2 separate regions of the Homo sapiens genome follow, and region 1 is linked to region 2. Evidence: chromatin contacts called from ENCODE Hi-C or POLR2A ChIA-PET data. All regions are on one chromosome and are shown on one strand. The core of a region is the stretch at or near the end of the contact, and the rest is flanking DNA. Distances in the headings are between cores, read along the strand shown. Region 1 overlaps CDC42SE2 (CDC42 small effector 2). Region 2 holds the start of LMNB1 (lamin B1).

The links. Hi-C counts contacts between places; a loop is a spot of excess contacts on that map. ChIA-PET counts read pairs that join two places held with the same protein, here RNA polymerase II (POLR2A). Pooled maps may share reads with other maps.
Region 1: a map with no recorded cell type shows a loop between it and region 2 (7-fold over the local background). The contact joins the enhancer-like site here to the promoter of LMNB1 in region 2. A Hi-C loop is called at or near these places in 1 of 37 single-sample maps with no recorded cell type and 1 of 50 pooled maps. POLR2A ChIA-PET finds 5 or more read pairs at or near these places in 1 of 52 experiments (MCF 10A).

The regions. Positions count from the first base shown.
Region 1 is chr5:131,276,192-131,283,101 of GRCh38, forward strand. The region is part of intron 1 of CDC42SE2 (CDC42 small effector 2); the gene reads left to right. Among named protein-coding and RNA genes, the nearest start is that of CDC42SE2, 16 kb to the left of the region's middle. Within about 2 kb of position 5,505, at least 6 of the 41 ENCODE cell types and tissues checked have a DNase peak (open chromatin) inside an H3K27ac peak, as active enhancers do.
Region 2 is chr5:126,772,695-126,779,349 of GRCh38, forward strand. LMNB1 (lamin B1) reads left to right here and starts at 4,442. Exons shown (of 11, transcript NM_005573.4): 1 at 4,442-5,173. The coding sequence starts at 4,815. LMNB1-DT (LMNB1 divergent transcript) reads right to left here and starts at 3,792. Exons shown (of 4, transcript NR_134485.1): 1 at 3,601-3,792. RefSeq lists silencers at 3,219-3,268, 3,919-4,568, 4,769-4,848, 5,159-5,208, 5,419-5,528 and enhancers at 4,203-5,003, 6,019-6,108.

The DNA.
Region 1 (6,910 bases), core at 4,255-6,754, 4.5 Mb after region 2:
GTCCCAGCACTTTGGGAGGCTGAGGTGAGTGGATTGCTTGAGCTCAGGAGTTCGAGACCAGTCTGGGCAACGAGGCGAAACCCCATCTACAAAAAAAAAAAAAAAATAGAAAAATTAGCCAGGCCTGTACACCCATAGTCCCTCCTACTCAGGAGGCTGAGGTGGGCGGATTGCTTGAGCCTAGAAGGTTGAGGCTGCAGTGAGCCGAGATCTCACCACTGCAGTCTACCCTGGGTGACAGAATGAGACCCTGTTTCAAAAAAAAAAAAAATCTTTTAGATAAGTTGTTAAAATAGGTGGCTTAGAAGTTGGTGAATTAAAGAGATAATGTTTGTGTGCAAGTATAAATTATTCTCGATAAACCAGTGTAAACATTTTCCCATTTTTGTATAATATGCAATAATTTATGTCTTTATTGACTTGTATTGTGGGACTTTCATATCGCCACAATGTGTGTGTGGGTGTGTATATATATCTTTACAGTTTTTGTAATATGCAGATACAATTTAGACTCTCATATAAACATGACCATTAGAATTTTTTTTTTTTTTTTTGAGATGGAGACTTGCTCTGTCACCCAGGTGGGAATGTAGTGGTGCAATTTTGGTTCACTGCAATCTCTGCCTCCTGGCTTCAAGCAATTCTCCTGCTTCAGCCTCCCTAGTAGCTGGGATTACAGGCATGCACCATCATGCCCAGCTAATTTTTTTATTTTTTTTTGTATTTTTAGTAGAGGTGGGGTTTCACCATGTTGGCCAGGCTGGTCTTGAACTCCTGACCTCAGATGATCCGCCCACCTCGGCCTCCCAAACTGCTGGGATTACAGGCGTGAGCCACCGCACTTGGCGACCATTATAATTTTTAAAAAGCCTGTTTACATACCAAATAAAATCATCATGTTGGATGACACACTAGAAGTGTTTCTTTACAATTTTGAAATAATCTATTTTATAGACTAGGTAGTTTTCATTAGAATTTGACATTGACCTAGTTGAATTCATATGTTAGCATTTCACACATAACCATCTTGGATTAATGAGATCCTTGTTTCTGAGCTGGTGTGTAGTCCTACCACTCAGTTTATTTCAGCTGTATTCATAGTTTGATGCCCGCCATCCTACTTTAACTTCATAATGTTCTGTTTAGATTATTAAGTAATCAAAGTGGTCATATTGAGAAAACTGAATACAATTAATAGGTGTGACCCCAGTCTCATAAGGGGTCATTAAAATAATGCATGACATTATGCCTTCATTTATTCCATTCAGTACATTTATCAAACTACTATGTGAAGTTGTTTCTCAACCCATTCAGAATAAGATATAAACTGTACTCACCCAGAAAATACAAACTCAACAGTCTGTACATAATTTGGCCCTAACAGCCTATTATCTCACCTTTGCTCACTACACTCTGGCCAAGTTAGTCTGTTCAGTTTCTCAAACATGCCATTCTTGGCCTTGGCTTAGAGCTTTTACACTGGTTGTTTCCTTTGTTTGAAATGGTGTTTTCCCAGATGTTTTTTAGCCTGGCCCTTTACCTTTCCAATCTCAGCTTAAATATCACCTCCTGCTTCCTCACCACTCAGTTAAAAATAGGTCCTCCCCATCACTGTTTTAATTTCTTCATGCCATTTGTGAGTCCTTGAAATTATGTGTTTTTTAAAATTAATTTTTATGACAGTAGGGACTTCCTTTGTCTTATTCCTTGCTGTCTACAATGCCCGAAACAATACTGGCACCAAAAGGTGTTCAGTAAAAAAAAGTGTTGAGAGGATAAAGCCAGGTACCAATTTCATCTATTCCCCCCACTTTTTTTTTGAAATGGAGTCTTGCTCTGTCTCCCAGGCTGGAGTTCAGTGGCATGATCAGGACTCACTGCAGCCTTTGGTCCTATCAATTCTTGTGCCTCAGCCACCCAAGTAGCTGGGATTCCAGGTGTGTGCCACCACGCTAGCCAATTTTTTATTTTTAGTAGAGATGGGGTTTCTCCTTGTTGGCTAGGCTAGTTGAGAATGTGATCCACATTTGGGAGATCCCGCCTGGGCCTCCCAAAGTGCTGGGATTACAGATGTGTGCCACTGCGCCTGGCCTATTCTTCCTTGTGAGTGATTTTAGTGTATTAATAATTTAAAATGTCAAAAGCCTATTTCTCCTAACCTAGAAAAGAAACTGGATTATTCCGATAAAAGCCTGTTTTAGAAAAGGATGAGAAAATTTAGGAACTGTTGTGATGATTCTTAGATCAGAGTAGTTAAGTGGAGCCAGTGTTGTGCTGGAACTGGTTAGCTGATTGTGCCTCTCTCTCCAGCTCCATGTGTGACATCATGTTAGTAGCTTGAAACTGGCCATGGTGGGACATTTACAGCATGGCAGACTGCAGAAGCTACAAATCAGGGGCCCTTTTCTCAAAGAGGTGGTCAAATATTTATCAGCAGACCACTGGCAGTGGGACCATATGAAATTGTTGTTTTTATAGACAAAAAAAATGCTTGAATATTGGCAGTTCCTTTCCTTTCCTCTCCCCTCCCCTCCCCCCTCCCCTCCCCTCCCCCTCCCCTCCCCTCTCCTCTCCCCTCTCCTCTCTTCTCCCCTCCCTTCTTTTTTTTTTTTAAAGACAGAGTCTGTTTGTTGCCCAGGCTAGAGTGCAGTGGCTTGGTCTTGGCTCACTGCAACCTCTGCCTCCTAGGTTCAAGTGATTCTCCTGCCTCAGCCTCCCGAGTAGGTGAGACTACAGGTGTGCACCACCACGCCCGACTAATTTTTGTATTTTTAGTAGAAACAGGGTTTCATCATGTTGGCCAGACTGGTCTTGAACTCCCAACCTCAAGTGATGCGCATGCCTCGATCTCCCAAAGCTCTGGGATTACAGGCGTAAGCCACCACACCTGGTGAATATTGGCAATTTCTTATGGTTTAGTCTAGTAGAATTACTTATTTTGGTTTAAAGAAATTTCTTTATGGTGGTCAGTGGAGTTATATCAGTGCTTTTACCTTCTTTTTCAAAGTTATGTTCTCTTTACATCTGATGATTACTTCTAGATTCATTTATTGCATAAAATGTGCTATTTATATGTTTGTATATTGTTTAACTGTGTATCTAATAGTTCATTCCAAAGCAGGCACAAAAGATCTTCAGATCCTCTGACAGAGTGTTCTTGGTTTTACTGCTTATGCTAAATAAGATTATTGAAAGGCGTTACTTTTCTGGTCAAGAAAGCAGAACTGATTCAGTTTGTTATATAGCATTTTCTCAGCCCTCCCCCCCCCCCTTTCAGAATAATTTACATAAATACTCCTGAGTTCAATTTTTTTTAACTTTTTTTTCTGCTTTTACTTATTACCCTTTAAGTGCTTGCTTACTTTCTCTGATAATTTACTTTCTTCTACTCTGTGATTTCTTTTACAAATCAATGAAATGGTGTTGTCTTGTTTTCTCAAGTTTTTTCCTGTTACCTTTCCTGTGGTCACCTGGACATTCCAGTCCGTTTTCCACACTCTCCCTCTACCTTCTCCCCCAGTTCTTTAAAGAGACACAAAGTTACAGGCAGCATTTTCTGACTGGAGAAAAATTATTGTTTAAAAATTGAACTCTGAGACTGGGCACAGTGGTTGGCTCACGCTTGTAATCCCGGCACTTTGGGAGGCTGAGGTGGGCGATTGCTTGAGTACAGGAGTTCGAGATCAGCCCAGGCAACAGGGTGAAACCCTATCTCTATAAAAAATACAAAAATTAGCTGGGCATGAGTGTGTTTATGACCCCAGCTCCTTGGGGGCTGAGGTGGGAGGTTGCTTGAGCCTAGGATGTCAAGGCTTCAGTGAGCTGAGCTCACACCACTGCACTCCAGCCTGGATGACAGAGCAAGACCCTGTCTCAAAGAAAAATTGAACTTAGTTGGCTCGGGAGTTTATTGGCATTTTTTGAGCAACAGTTGCTTTGTTAATTCTGAATAACTGGATTTGAACTGGTGCTACTGAATTAAAATATGGGGTCTACATTTCTTACCCTTTAACTGAAATTATTCTCTTTTATGCACACACACAAACTGTATTTAATGTAGAACATCAGAAAGTATATACAAGCTAAGGAAAAAGTTTTAATCCTACCACCCTAAAATATAATAACTAGTCAGTGGTCATGTTTTGATGAACATCCTTCCAGATACCTCAATATGAATATATGTTTTTTCACAAAATCTTACATAGACTCTGACATTTCACTTTAACGAATATTATCATAAAAGTATTACTTTTTATTACTTCAGTTTGAAAGGGTCATATTGGAAAGTGAAAATTCTGTTTGACGAGGATAAAGCTGTAGGTAAAGTTGTGATTAAAAACAATGGTGTTTATAGAGAGTAGAATGTGGTAAGTCAACTGGAGAAAAGAATTACTTTCAGCAGTAATTTTTTTCTTAAGAGCCCTCTTACCATTGCACAATAGCCTGATTGTTTTATACTAGCTGATGAAAACCATTCAGGATTCTATGTACAGCAGAATTATTTTAATAATAGCCCTAGGGTAAAATATGAGCCTGTAGATAAGTTTATATTTTTTAGTCTGTCCAAGTCCGACTGATCCTTTAATAGTAAAATAATTTTGGAAGAAAACTGTGTTTTATTGAAGGCCTTCATCTATCTGTAGTATGACAATTTTATTAGATATTGCTACCCTTTTTATGTGTGAGAATGAGGAGTGAAATAGTTCTTGGAAAAATTTTAGCATGTAAGAATTCTTATGTTAATGTTTCCTTTGATTTTTGTTTTATGAATGTGAAAAATCCTTGTGGAAGAATTGCTCATATATATTGGTATATTGCATTCTTTGGAAATCACCAGTTCCAAATTTGTCAAGTGGTTGTTTGGGTCGTTAAATAGCAATTGTAAAAGCAAATCAAAGATCCTTTAAGGATTTTTCCTTGATCACAGTGATATCCATTACCTGGGGTAGAGTAGACCGCTGATGTCTTGCCTTCATTTTTATTGTTCTTAACCTCGTCCTTTCTGTGTTGTATCACTGCTTGCTCACAAGCTCCTCCAGTCTTTTTCTCTTCAGTAGCTTTTTCTCTTACCCCCTTGTGCTACTTCCTGAATGGTGTATATGTTGCTGAAAACATTTCTCATGTGGTAAAGAAGAGTAAAGAGCAATGTAGTTGATGTGGCCTTTTCTACTGAGAAATGATGCATTTGTGGTCTACAGAAGAGACTTGACAGCCCCTAAAGAAGTGTTTTTTATCTACATTACATGTTTGTGAGTGGATATGCAAGTGCCTCTGTTGGAAGGTAAAGTGAATCTTGAAACAAATTCTAGAAAAGTGTTTAGAATTATTCCATACATTTTGCTGTTGAAAAAATAGTATTTAAAGAAAGTTTCATCTCACAGTGAATTTTTAGCCTCCTCTTTTAAGATTTATTTTGTGAACAGTGACCTTGTTTTTGTAAACTCTACTCTGAAGAAGTTTAGAAATTAGTCACACAGTAAGTGGCAGAACAAGTATTCAAAGTCTTGCCTGATTTTCCATAGTCATTTAGCTTGGAAAGCATTGTAAAGTGGCAGAAAGAATATGGACTTTGAAATTTAGACACACCTCGATTTGATCTCTAACTTTGCTGCATATTTGCTGCGTGGCAAGTTCTTACCGTTGGTGATTTTCATTTTCCTTTTCAGTTAAGTGAGAGTAATACATTTGTTAGGATTAAATGAAGTAATGCACATAAAGCATTTGGCTTGTAGAATAAGATGTTAATAAATGTTTAATTTCCTTTCAACAATACCATATCGTTTTAAAATGTCTTGGGAGCCACTTGGACATTTCACTTGAAAGTTAAGTGCCATCAGGAAACTAGAAACATGTATAACCCAGGTAGTGATCTTTCAGGGAAATTTTAATTTCCCTGTCTAAGGAGGAGAGTAGTTTTTCGGACTGTTTTAAAAATATGTGACTTAAAGGAAAGTTTTAAGGTTAAAAGCTGAAATAGAACTGAGTTAGGATGAGTTAATTATTGCTGACCAAAATTGTAAGAAAGTCCATTTCTACATTTCCTGAGAAATCGAAACATTTGTGTTATATACATAGAGAAGTCACTTTTAAAGGCTAAGAACTGACCATTTGAAAAGTTTATGATTAAGATATGGGGAGAAAGTGTTCATTTTTAAAGTAATAAACAATAGCAAGTTTCTCTTATCAGATTTAAGGTTTAAGGAATGGTGCTTGTTCAGACCTGAGTACAGTGATGACACAGGTACTAAATATGTTGTTGGAGGTAGTATAAATCTGGAACCTGTTTCAAAAGCGCTTTGGCATATTTGTGTGTATTTCCACTTCTGAGAGATTATTCTAAGGAAGTAACCTTTTTTTTTCTTCTTTGGGGGGAGAGGAGGTTATTTTCCTTCCTTAATGACACCCTAATTGAGATAATTCACATAAAAAATCACCTTTTTAAAATTATTATTATTGAGATGGAATCTTGCTCTGTCACCTAGGCTGGAGTGCAGTGGCGCGATCTCGGCTCACTGCAAGCTCCGCCTCCCGGGTTCATGCCATTCTCCTGCCTCAGCCTCCCGAGTAGCTGGGACTACAGGTGCCCGCCACCATGCCTGGCTAATGTTTTTGTATTTTTAGTAGAGACGGGGTTTCACCATATTAGCCAGGATGGTCTTGATCTCCTGACCTCGTGATGCGCCTGCCTTGGCCTCCCAAAGTCCTGGGATTACAAGTGTGAGCCACTGCACCTGGCCCTTTTTTTTTTTTTTTAAGATGGAGGTTCACTCTTGTTGCCCAGGCTGGAGTGCAGTGGTGCAGTCTCGGCTCACCGCAGCCTCCACCTCCCGGGTTCAAGCGATTCTCCTGCCTCAGCCTCCCGAGTAGATGGGATTACAGGCATGTGCCACCATGCCTGGCTAATTTTGTA
Region 2 (6,655 bases), core at 3,192-5,691:
ACTGCAACCTCCACCTCCCAGGTTTAAGCGATTCTTCTGCCTCAGCCTCCTGAGTAGCTGGGATTACAGGCATGTGCCACCACGCCCGGCTAATTTTATATTTTTAGTAGAGATGGGGTTTCTCCATATTGGTCAGACTGGTCTCGAACTCCCGACCTCAGGTGATCTGCCCACCTCGGCCTCCCAAGGTGCTGGGATTACAGGCGTGAGCCACCGCGTCCGGCCCCCATTTTCTTTTTCTTTCTTCTCTTTTTTTGAGACGCAGTTTTGCTCTTGTTGCCCAGGCTAGAGTGCAATGGTGCCATCTCAGCTCACCATAACCTCTGCCTCCCAGGTTCAAGCGATTCTCCTGCCTCAGCCTCCCAAGTAGCTGGGATTACAGGCATGCGCCACCACGCCCAGCTAATTTTGTATTTTTAGTAGAGACGGGGTTTCTCCATGTTGGTCAGGCTGGTCTCGAACTCCCGACCTCAGGTGATCCACCTGCCTTAGCCTCCCAAAGTGCTGGGATTACAGGCATGAGCCACCGAGCCCGGCATGTGTTTTTTTGTTTTGTTTTGTTTTTGAGACGGAGTCTCGCTGTGTCGCCAGGCTGGAGTGCAGTGACGCGATCTCGGCTCACTGCAACCTCTGTCTCCTGGGTTCAAGAGATTCTCCTGCCTCAGCCTCCTGAGTAGCTGGGACTACAGGCGCGCACCACCATGCCCAGTTAACTTTTTTGTATGTTTAGTAGAGACGGGGTTTCGCCGTGTTGGCCAGGATGGTCTCGATCTCTTCACCTCGTCATCCGCCCGCCTCAGCCTCCCAAAGTGCTGAGATTACAGGCGTGAGCCACTGTGCCCGGCTCCATTTCCATTTTCCTTGAAGGAAATCACGGAATAATTTTCTTAAAGTTATACAGCTATCAGTAGCACATCCTCAATTGTCTGACTCCAAGAAAGTTGTTTTATATAATAGGATATGTATAATGTGAGCCTCTTCAAATAATCTGAAAATTGAGGAACTCTATCAATAGAAAGCTTCAGGCCGGGCGTGGTGGCTCACGCCTACGATCCCAGCATTTTGGGAGGCTGAGGCTGGTGGATCACGAGGTCAGGAGTTGGAGACCAGCCCGACCAACATGATGAAACCTCGTCTCTACTAAAAATACAAAATTAGCCCGGTGTGGTGGCGCAGGCCTGTAATCCCAGCTACTCGGGAGGCTGAGGTAGGAGAATCGCTTGAACCCTCCAGGAGGTAGGAGATGGAGGTTGTGGTGAGCTGACATCGCGCCACTGCACTCCAGCTTGGGCAAGAAGAACGAAACTCTGTCTCAAAAAAAAAACAAAAACAAAAACAAAAAACAAAGCTTCATGGGGTTGAGAGCAATAGAGATCATTGCTGGAATCACATATAATCTTAAAACTTAAAAAATGGACAGGAAATAATTTTAAAAGAAAACTGACAATTTTTTTTTTTTTTTTTTGAGACGGAGTCTCGCTCTGTCGCCAGGCTGGAGTGCAGTGGCGCGATCTCGGCTCACGACAACCTCCGCTTCCCGGGTTCAAGCCATTCGCCTGCCTCAGCCTCTCGAGTAGCTGGGACTACAGGCACGTGCCACCACGCCCAGCTATTTTTTTTTTTTTTTTTTTTTGTAGTTTTAGTAGAGACGGGGTTTCACTATGTTGGCCAGGATGGTCTCCATCTCTTGACCTCGTGATCCGCCCGCCTCGGCCTCCCAACCAAGTATTTTTAAAAGACAGGTAAAGGGGAGCAAGGAATGAAAACCATAAAACCATATGGATTGACTATATCACCTGTCGTAGTGGAAAGGGTCTCACAACCAAGTGAGAACAAGCAGATTTACATTCCAATCCTGGTTCCACAGCCTGGGACCCAGCACTCACCTTCTTTTGGTCTAATTTCCTCATCGGTAATTTATTTTATTTAACTTTAAAAAATTTTTTTTATTTTTTTGCAGATAGGGTCTTGCTTTGACGCCTAGGCAGTGTCGCAATCTCAGCTCACTGCAACCTCTGCCTCTGAGGTTCAAGCGATTCTCCTGCCTCCTGCCTCAGCCTCCGGAGTAGCTGGGACTACAGGCGCGCGCCACCACACCCCGCTAATTTTTGTATTTTCAGTAGAGGCGGGGTTTCACTATGTTGACAGGCTGGTCTGGAACTCCCGACCTCAAGTGATCTGCCCACCTCGGCCTCCCAAAGTGCTGGGATTACAGGCTGAGCCACCACACCCGGCCGGTTTTCTCATCAGTAATTTAGATTTTAAAGTTCCCTTTAAGATTACTTGAATACTTAAAGTCTAAGCTTTTCGATTCTTTATTTCTCAATGAGGTTAAGAAAGGAAGTATTTCATGGCCAGGCGCGGTGGCTCACGCCTGTAATTCTAGCACTTTGGGAGGCCGAGGCGGGCGGATTGCCTGAGATCAGGAGTTCGAGGCCAGCCTGGGCAACACGGTGAAGCCCAGTCTCTACTAAAATACAAAAAATTAGCCGGGTATGGTGGCGTTGGTCCCAGCTACTCAGGAGGCTGAGGCAGGAGAATCGCTTGAACCCGGGAGGTGGAAGTTGCAGTGAGCTGAGATTGTGCCATTGCACTCCAGCCTGGGCGACAGAGCAAGACTCCGTCTCCCTGCCATCCTCCCCCCCACCCCCCCACCCCCCAAAAAGCAAGGAAGTATTTTAGGAAACCGGACAGGAAATAGAACCATTAATAAGGAGAATGTCATCATTCACAGAGTGCCAAAAATTCATCTGGGATGAATATGCAGCTCCCAGTGCTCTTCACTAATTCTTATGTACATGACTTGATTAACAGTTAAAGAATATCCTGGTCTCCATTTCTGCCATTTTAAAAGTAAGTAACCATTAATTACAGAAGCGTTCCTAATAGGTGGTAAGGTGGTCATCTAGGGTATAGCTAAGGGCCAGACTCGAGTCAATTAGAATCCTGGGACCTGTCAAACGCAGTCCTGCGGAGCAGCCTTCAGACAGTGAATCTATAAAATGGATGGTTTCTTTCTTTCTTTTTTGAGACGGGGTCTCCCTGTCACCCAGGCTGGAGTGTAATGGTGCCATCTCGGCTCACTGCAACTTCCCCTTTCCGGGTTCAAGGGATTCTCCCACCTCAGCCTTCCAAGTAGCTGAGATTACAGGCACCCGCCATCATGCCCGGCTAATTTTTGTATTTTTGTAGAGACGGGGTTTCACCATGTTGGTCAGGCTGGTCTTGAACTCCTGAGCTCAGGTGATCCTCCCCCACTCGGCCTCCCAAAGTGTTGGGATTATAGGCGTGAGCCACCGCGCCCGCCCGGATGAATTTTCAAATAGAAACAATCCAGTTTCCCACATCACACGGAGATTGTGTGGATGGGTAATCCATGAAAAGCCTGGTGCTGGCACTCAGTCCCAATAAATGTTAGCTAAAAATTAGGAACTTTTCAAAGGGATGAATGTGCTTTCTAATAGAAGTAGCTGCCAGTGACATCTTGGGAGCCTCTTTTTAAAAGCAAAAAATTATTTCATCTTAAATTTTCACAAGTTCAGATTTTTATGTACCTGATTTTAACGGAGTATGAAACAGCTTGCTCTCGTAGTTACTCACCGTCATATGTTAATCGTATCATTTCTGAGCTGTTTTTTGATTTTACAAACCCTTAAATTAAGAAACGGATTAGGAACCGCCCATTAACACTGTTGGCAAATGATTTAAAATCAGGGTTGCTGGTTTTTCTGTGATAATCTATCGGCTTCAAGACGCACAGATCTCACTTTCATGGAAAGAAGTTGCCTGATACAGTTTTCCACCGGAGAGAAAAATAAAGGCTGGTACTTGGAACCTGCAAGCCGTGCATTTGGAACCTCGGACTCAAGTGCCTATTACGTAATTCCACAGCGTCCCGGCCTCCAGGCCGTTTCCCGAGCCCTCCAGCGGAGCGGGGGATAAGGTTACCACGCCCGCGGTGGCCGGGGACACTCTGAGTTTCGCGTGTGGCTTTTAGGGACGTTTATATTTGAATTTCCCTGAACCGCCGAGTGTGGGCGGTGGCGCAGATCCGTCCCGGAAACCTCCGGGCTCCTTCCCGCCTTTCTCAGGCCCGGCCCCTCCAAGGGGTCCCCGCGGGGCGGCGGGAGGGCCCTGGGCCCAGAGCCGCGCGGGTGGGCAGTCCCAGGCGTCCTTCCTTACAGCCCTGAGCCTGGTCCGGGAACCGCCCAGCCGGGAGGGCCGAGCTGACGGTTGCCCAAGGGCCAGATTTTAAATTTACAGGCCCGGCCCCCGAACCGCCGAAGCGCGCTGCCTGCTCCCCATTGGCCCATGGTAGTCACGTGGAGGCGCCGGGGCGTGCCGGCCATGTTGGGGAGTGCGGCGCCGCGGCCCGCGCCACCTCCGCCCCCCGCGGCTTGCCTCCAGCCCGCCCCTCCCGGCCCTCCTCCCCCCGCCCGCCGCTCCGTGCAGCCTGAGAGGAAACAAAGTGCTGCGAGCAGGAGACGGCGGCGGCGCGAACCCTGCTGGGCCTCCAGTCACCCTCGTCTTGCATTTTCCCGCGTGCGTGTGTGAGTGGGTGTGTGTGTTTTCTTACAAAGGGTATTTCGCGATCGATCGATTGATTCGTAGTTCCCCCCCGCGCGCCTTTGCCCTTTGTGCTGTAATCGAGCTCCCGCCATCCCAGGTGCTTCTCCGTTCCTCTAAACGCCAGCGTCTGGACGTGAGCGCAGGTCGCCGGTTTGTGCCTTCGGTCCCCGCTTCGCCCCCTGCCGTCCCCTCCTTATCACGGTCCCGCTCGCGGCCTCGCCGCCCCGCTGTCTCCGCCGCCCGCCATGGCGACTGCGACCCCCGTGCCGCCGCGGATGGGCAGCCGCGCTGGCGGCCCCACCACGCCGCTGAGCCCCACGCGCCTGTCGCGGCTCCAGGAGAAGGAGGAGCTGCGCGAGCTCAATGACCGGCTGGCGGTGTACATCGACAAGGTGCGCAGCCTGGAGACGGAGAACAGCGCGCTGCAGCTGCAGGTGACGGAGCGCGAGGAGGTGCGCGGCCGTGAGCTCACCGGCCTCAAGGCGCTCTACGAGACCGAGCTGGCCGACGCGCGACGCGCGCTCGACGACACGGCCCGCGAGCGCGCCAAGCTGCAGATCGAGCTGGGCAAGTGCAAGGCGGAACACGACCAGCTGCTCCTCAAGTGAGTGCTAGCTGGCGGCCGCGTTAGCGCCAAGGAGGGGCGGGGGCGCAACCGCGGCGACCAGCTCACCGGGTTCTGCCGTGGGGAGGGAGCAGAGGCCAGGATGCACGCGTCCTTCTGAAGGAACAGGGTCTCGGTCTCCGGAAAGGAGAAAGAATCTAGAGTTCATAGCGGAGCAGGGGTCGCGGAGGGGGCTCGAGCTGTAGCGCTGGGGGGCCGTGATGCCCATTTCTAGATTTTGGATACCCGCTGGGACGTGGTAAGTGCGCGCCTGGGACTGCCGAGAAGGAGCTCCCGCTTTCGCACTCGAATCCGGGGAGCCGGCGCGGAGAGGCGGCCCCTCAGGCCCCAGGTGCGGGGAGCTGGAGCGCGAGCGCGCGCTCGCGTGCGCGCCCCAGTTTCCGGCCGGCGCGAGACAAAGCGTCTAGCGGATTTGCAGTGCCGGGATGGGCGGCCGGGGAGGACTGGCAGCCCGCCTCTAGAATGAATGAGCTTCGCGCGGGCAGAGAGAGGAAGGGGAGGGACCTTCCCGCAGCATCCGCGTCTCCTGGGGGTGGGTCCCGCTTTGGCGCGCTCAGTCTTGGCCCTGTGACGTTTTGCGAAGATTCTACGCCTGCTTTAGGCGGGAGAGAGAGGCGGAGCTTGATCCGTGCGCCTCCAGCCAGCCCCGGGCAAGTTAGGTTTGCTAGCTGGTTAGCTTTCTCTGGGGAAATGTGTCCTGTCCCAGCGGGGATGGTGCGGTCCCTCGGGTGGTTCTGCGCAGGGAAGGAAAGCTGGGTTTGTGCATGTCACGGCTACCGTTCTTAGAATTGCGGTTCTCCTACCCCTCAGGCAGCGGCCCTCTGTCCCCAGCTTTTGCCTCCTCGTAGTATAGTCAGGCTTTCGGGTAGAGACTGTGCTTAGTACCCCTTAGTCGACCACTGTGCAGATAGTAGACCAGGGCAGGTGACAGGGTGCTGTGTAAATGCTGAGTGTTTGAGCGAAGGAGAGTTTGTAATTCACCTAAGCGAGTGCGAGTTTTCATTCCAGTGCACAAGGATACATTTGCAGACCTTTGCTGGCCTTATTTTGACTTTCTGATAAGCAAAATGGCCTGTCATCAGTAGGCAACAAGTGTTGATGTCATGCTTTAGAGATTTGCAAAATTTGGGTCTGAAATTCATGGTCGCCATTAGCACTGCCAGCTGAAATTTCTGGAGGTACCTTATTCTCACTTTGACACCCTTTGCCCCTGGATGTCTTTCTGTCTGTATCTGCGTGAATGTCCCTGTCCGAAGTCTCTGAGATTTTGTGTATTTTTACTTATCCCTCCTATCATATGTTTTCGGTTCATAAAAAAGCATGTGCACGTGGTAAGAATAAAATAGTATAGACTGGTTTGTAGCGAAAAACGATAACTGCACTACCTCTTTCCGGAGGCAATCACATTTATCCCTTTTTGTTTTTATTTCTTTGGATATTTAGTTATACAACTCGAAAATA